2 separate regions of the Homo sapiens genome follow, and region 2 is linked to region 1. The links are chromatin loops, found by intact Hi-C in ENCODE. Cell type or tissue: dorsolateral prefrontal cortex. All regions are shown on one strand. Each heading gives the region's core, and the rest is flanking DNA. Links, peaks and the distances in the headings are about the cores only.

The links. Hi-C counts contacts between places; a loop is a spot of excess contacts. Peaks named below come from ENCODE experiments on the same cell type or tissue, not always from the same donor. Only the 100,000 strongest peaks of a DNase experiment are listed, where the experiment ranks them.
Region 2: a loop joins it to region 1, with 13 times the contacts of the local background. A loop is called at or near these places in 1 of 110 quality-filtered maps.

Annotation. Positions count from the first base shown.
Region 1 is chr20:45,190,960-45,193,771 of GRCh38, forward strand. No RefSeq gene overlaps it. Among named protein-coding and RNA genes, the nearest start is that of LINC02597, 12 kb to the left of the region's middle. In dorsolateral prefrontal cortex, for the core only: no CTCF peak of the experiment used is centred there; DNase peaks (open chromatin) are centred at 1,210 and 2,380; H3K27ac peaks cover 2,404 bases.
Region 2 is chr20:45,104,001-45,106,812 of GRCh38, forward strand. No RefSeq gene overlaps it. Among named protein-coding and RNA genes, the nearest start is that of KCNS1, 4.3 kb to the left of the region's middle. In dorsolateral prefrontal cortex, for the core only: no CTCF peak of the experiment used is centred there; a DNase peak (open chromatin) is centred at 1,042; H3K27ac peaks cover 2,000 bases.

The DNA of each region.
Region 1 (2,812 bases), core at 122-2,621:
CTTTCAATATATTATAGAATATCTCTATTCCCACCATATGTGTTTATACATTTTAAAAATTTCTGTTTTCTTACTGTATGCATGATTTTCCCTGTAAAACTTTTTATTTGCTTGTAGTTAATGATATTAATTTACTTCAGAAAATCATTCACGTGTAAATATTCTACAAAACTTGTCTCATGTTTACTTTGAATACTTTTATAGTTCGATCTTTATGTTTAAATCCTTGACCACCTAAAACGTACTTTGAAATAATGGGTGGAGTGGAAATCCAGTATTTACTCCTTGAATTGCCGGTAATCAGTCTAAACATCATTCGCTGAATTACTAACATTTCTTAAGTGATGTGGAATTCTGCCCTTATCATTTGTAAAATTCTCAAAGGCATTGAGTTTATCTTTTATTCCATTGAGATGTGTGCATTTTCTCACCATTAATGTATGTTCTAATTATGTTGACATATTTTTGTGATAATTTTGGTGGAATTAAAATGTGTCATGGGTAACTCTCCCATGACAATTTATCATCAATATTTTCCTGGAAAACCTCAAATGCTTACTTTATCAGTTGGTATGTTCAATTTCATTAATCATTGGATTTTTATCTCATGGGCTTCCAACTTACTCTTCATTGTTTATCACTAAAACCCACTAAAATCTCCATTTTTTTTTTTTTTTTTTTGAGACAGGATCTCGCTCTGTCGCCAGGCTGGAGTGCAGTGGCGCAATCTTGGCTCACTGCAACCTCTGCCTCCTGGGTTCAAGTGATTCTTCTGCGTCAGCCTCCTGAGTAGCTGGGACTACAGTTGCATGCCACCATGCCCAGCTAATTTTTGTATTTTTAATAGAGACAGGGTTTCACCATGTTAGCCAGGATGGTTTTGATCTCTTGACCTCGTGATCCGCCTGCCTTGGCCTCCCAAAGTGCTGGGATTCCAGGCGTGAGCCACCACGCCCGGTCTCCATAGTTTTTAAGAGCGCCGTTAGGCTGGATATTCCTTATACTCTGTTCCTAATACTGTCAGTTCCTTAGGGAGGACTTTGGAGCTCTCTATTCTTATAGCCTGCCTCTCACTTTTGGAAAATCACTGAGTTCCTTCTAAGGAGCTGTTTTGGAAAGAGTGGTTCACTTTTCTCAGAGTGACAGCCCTGCTTTACCAACTGGGCTCTGACCATGAGCCAGAACATCCTCTGATGTTGTTGGCAGGCATTCACTGGCATGAAAATTCTGCCTGGCAAATGAGCTGTGCCGAGGGCTATGGGGGTCTCAGCATTCTTGACCTACAATGCCTGGGATAGAACCTCTCCACTACAAGTAGTGTTGGGTGGAAGAATGGAGCTCTGTACCTCTTCATCACACTCACCTGGAATCTCTGCAATACAACCTTGGAATGGGTTTGAGAGATGCTGGCAACCTTTTGCCTCTGGTGAGATATCATAACCCTTTAAAGGGAAGTGAGAGGAAAGAGACTCTCCCATTACTTGGCTAGATGTGCCCTGAGTGAAGCTTCCCTCATATTGAGCTAGGATATAGAAAGTATAGAGTGGGTTATGACTCAAATGCTGTAGACACTCTGTGTTCTTTCAAGGTTTAGTAGAGTTTTAAAAATAAATGTATGCACTTAAGACAATTCCCAAAGACTTCAAGTGGCTGTTTTAAAAAATAACTTTTATCAAGTATGATTGTTTGGTTTGAGGGTATTTCCATGGATCTCCTTACACTGCTATTCCAGAGGAGAAGCCACCAGGTCACTCAACTCTTAGTATCATCTACTGGAAACTGGCTAAGACAGTATTTATGTGCTTCTCTCACAATAACAGGAAGATAACTATATCACACAATGGATATGGCAGTTGGCTTGACTGCAGTAATCATTTAACTATGTATATGTATATCAAAACATCATGTTGCATACCTTAAATATGTACAATAAAAATAAAATCTAAAAGAAATAAAATAAAAATAACTTTCACCAGCTGTGGTTGTTGGTTTGGAGTAATCCAAGGAACTCTTCACACCATTCCCTAGCAAGACTTGCCCAATTATTTTCTTCTTAATTTCAAAGAAGTCTATTTGGCTCTGTGAAAATACAAGTATCTGACTGGTTCACAAAACCACTAGGAAACCTAGAAATTCAAGTTAAAAGAAAAGGCAAAAACAAAGAAGTCATTGAATGCAGAATCACAGTCAAAATTAGTCAGATATTGGCCTTTGTGGAGCTCATTGGTGCTACCTCAGAGTAGATGGAGGTTACACATCTCTCAGCCAATATGCCAAAGCCAGATGCTCTTCAATGCATGGGCCATCATTTCCATTTCTCTTCTGAGAAGTCAAATACAGCTGCCATTGCTGTAACTGCCCCAGAAATGAATCTTCACCTCCTACTATCACTAGCTCCCAAGTGCAGCCCAGAGTTTGTGCATCTGATGATCTGAACACGGCATGTACTCACATAAGGTTGTCTCTCAGTGGAGGCAGGGAAAACAAGTGTCCAGACTTTCCTATTCTGTTATAAAAAGTGGCAGAGCCTCTGGATTTCAGGGCTTATGTGGTTAATTCCCCCAAAATAGGAATGACATTCTTATGCTTAGAAGCCAAGAAATGTCTACAACACCCACACTCATTACATCTTGAGTCCTGGAGCAAGGAACACTTTGTATTTTCTTCTCGCAGATTATATTCTATGTAGCCCCATCTGTGCTACCAACTTTCTGTAGGATCTTGGACAATCACTGTCTGCTTCTGATGCTCAGAATACCTGCTAGAAAAAAAAATAAAATAATAAACAAAAAAAATAAGAAGGGCTTTGAGG
Region 2 (2,812 bases), core at 38-2,537, 87 kb before region 1:
CCCTGACCAGGTTTAGTCATTGGAATCCATGGGGTTTTACCTTCAGAGTAAGCTTGATTTTGCAGAAAATACAGAAAATTTTGGAATTAAGTAGACCTGGATGTGACGGGCATCTTCTAAGATGTCTCCCAGTGATGTCGGCCTCCTGGTGTTCATGCCCTTGTGCAATCCCCTCCCCTTGTGTGTGGACAGGCCTTACTGAGCTGCTTCTAATGAACAGAATATGGCAAAAGTGATGGGATGTCACTTCTCTGATTAGGTTACTTAAGGTTGTGACTTCCAGCTGGCTTTGATGAAACAAGTTGCCAGGCGGGAAAGGTAAGAAAATGAGGAGGACTTCCAGCCAACAACCAGCCAGGAGCTGCGGTATTCACTTCATTAGTCCTCAAGGAACTGACATTCCGCCAACAACCCTGTGAATTTGAAAGTGGATCCTTCTCTAATTGAGGCTCAGATGAGACTCCCACCATGGCCGACCCCTCGAGTGCAGTCTCGTGAAGCAGAGAAACTGAAGCAGAAGACCCAGTTAAACTGTGCCCGTGTTCTTGACCCATAGAAACTGTGAGATAATACATGTGTGTTGCTTTAAGCTGCTGCATTTGTGAAACCTTGTTACACAGCAATAGATAATGAATACACTGGGTTCGAATCCTGCCTTTGCCACTAAACTGGTGTGTGACCTTGGGCCAAGCACTTCTCTTGGATCTTTATCTTCCTCATCTGTAAAATGGGAACAACACCTACCTTTCAGGATTGAGATGAGGACCAGCACATGCTGTTCCCTCTCCATGAACAACTCCTCCTGCCCTTTCTTTACCCTGCATATCAGTTAGAATTTAACTTAGCTGCGGGAACAGAAACGGAATTACAGTGACTTCACTAGAGAAGAGTTTACTTTTTTTTTTTTTGGCAGGCCAGGGTAGGTACAGCTGCTCATGAATAGCCCTGAAGACCCAGGCTCCTTGTCACTTCCTCCTCCACCATTCTTATGTGACTCATTCGTGCCCACAGCTCCTCTGGGATCCTTTACCGCTTTTGTGCACACAGGCTCCTGGTATGTTTTTCCTCCTGACAGCTGGTATCTGGGGCTTTCCTGAGGCTGCCAGAGCCTGCTATGGCTCCGCACAGGGAGAACCTGAAGTACCTGAGAATGTATGTGCTCCATCTATAGAAACATTTCTTGTTTCTAGAACTGCCCTGTGGGACTTCACTGGATTTCACATCCTCACTGGCTTCTTCTCTTCCTGGTGAACTTCTGTACTCCTATAGCCATTTTTCCTGGAAACATTTCCAAAGCATCACTGTCATATGATTCTTCATCTCAAGATTTATTCTGGGGGAACCCAACTAAGACAATCCTCAAGGACACCAGATGGCTGTTCTAGTGGCAGCAGCCATGTTCCAGGAAGGACACAGGGTAAATGGATGACAGACAAAAGGCCAAGTCTATCTCCTTAGTTAGGAAAACTATAGCTTGCCATGTAGCCCCGCCTAGTAGATTTTTCTTACTTCTGATTGGCCAGTCTTGGGTCACGTGATCATTGTTTGGTGCAAGGGAGCCTGGAGAGGAAACATATTTTTAAAATTTTAATTTACCTTTAAAATTGAAATATACTGTTCCTATGGTAAAGTGCACAACAGCTGAATGATTTTTTTGTAAATAAATGTATGTATCCATTGTAACTACCACCCAGGACAAAATATGGAATGTCACTGGCACTCCAAGAGCCTGGGGGTGGGGTGGGGCAAATATTTCTAACCAGGGACACTGCTATTGGTAAGGAAGAAGGGGAGAATGGATAATTACAAGTGTTCTACTTGGCTAGCTCCTGCTAAAACTCAAGGTCTTGACCTAGATATCATCTTCAGGAAGACTTGCCTGGTTTCTAGGCTGAGTTAGGTCTCTCCTGGCCTCCCATAGCCTCCCAGACCTCTCTAGTCTGGTATATGTCATGCAACTCTCTAGCTAGGGCTTTGTCTCATCCACTAGTGCATGAGTTCTGCGAAGCACAGCCTAAAGCCTATATTAAGTGCTCAGCAAACATTTATTGAATAAGTGAGGGAGGAAAGCAAGGTTAGAGTCTGCAAAAGGAACCAGCCTCCTAGGAGACTTTCCAGAAAGGCAGAGGAGACAGGCAGTACAGATAGAGCTGACTGGGTTGGAGCTGAACTCAGAGATGGCACTGCATAGACCAGCTCACAGAACTGCTGGAACAGGGAGTGAGTTAGCCAGGAAGCTGAGCAGGGAATCTAGAATGGACTGTGTAGATGCTGCTACCTATAGCCAGAGAAGCCATGGTCTGTGACCTGTCACCTCTTGCCATTCCAAGGACCTAGCTCAGAACTCAGAGCTCCAGGATAGTCACAGGGCTCTTGACAGCCAAGTCTTAACTGGCTTAACTGGGAGCTTCCTGCTGTGACCCCCTAATTTTCCTCCTGATGCCTTTGAGGAAAGAAACCTAGGGCAATAAGCTGTGTATCAACAGGCTTGGGTTCCAGTTGTCTAGAATTAAGTCTGGTCACTTAACCTTCTTAGGTCTTTGTGATCTTCATTTTTCAGATATGGACACTGAATCTTCAAATGGGAGGAATCTTAAGTGGGAGAAATCTTCAAAGACCGATTGTAATTAATTAGAGTAGTCAATAGGGATGTAAAGTTTATGGTTAGACTGCTTGGGGTTGAATCCCAGCTCTAGTACTTACAAGTTGGACAACTTTGGCCAAATTAACCTCTTTGTGCTTCAGTTTCCTCATGTGTGAAATGGGGAAAAGTAATGAAGCCTACCCGATAAGGATATGAGGATTTCATGAG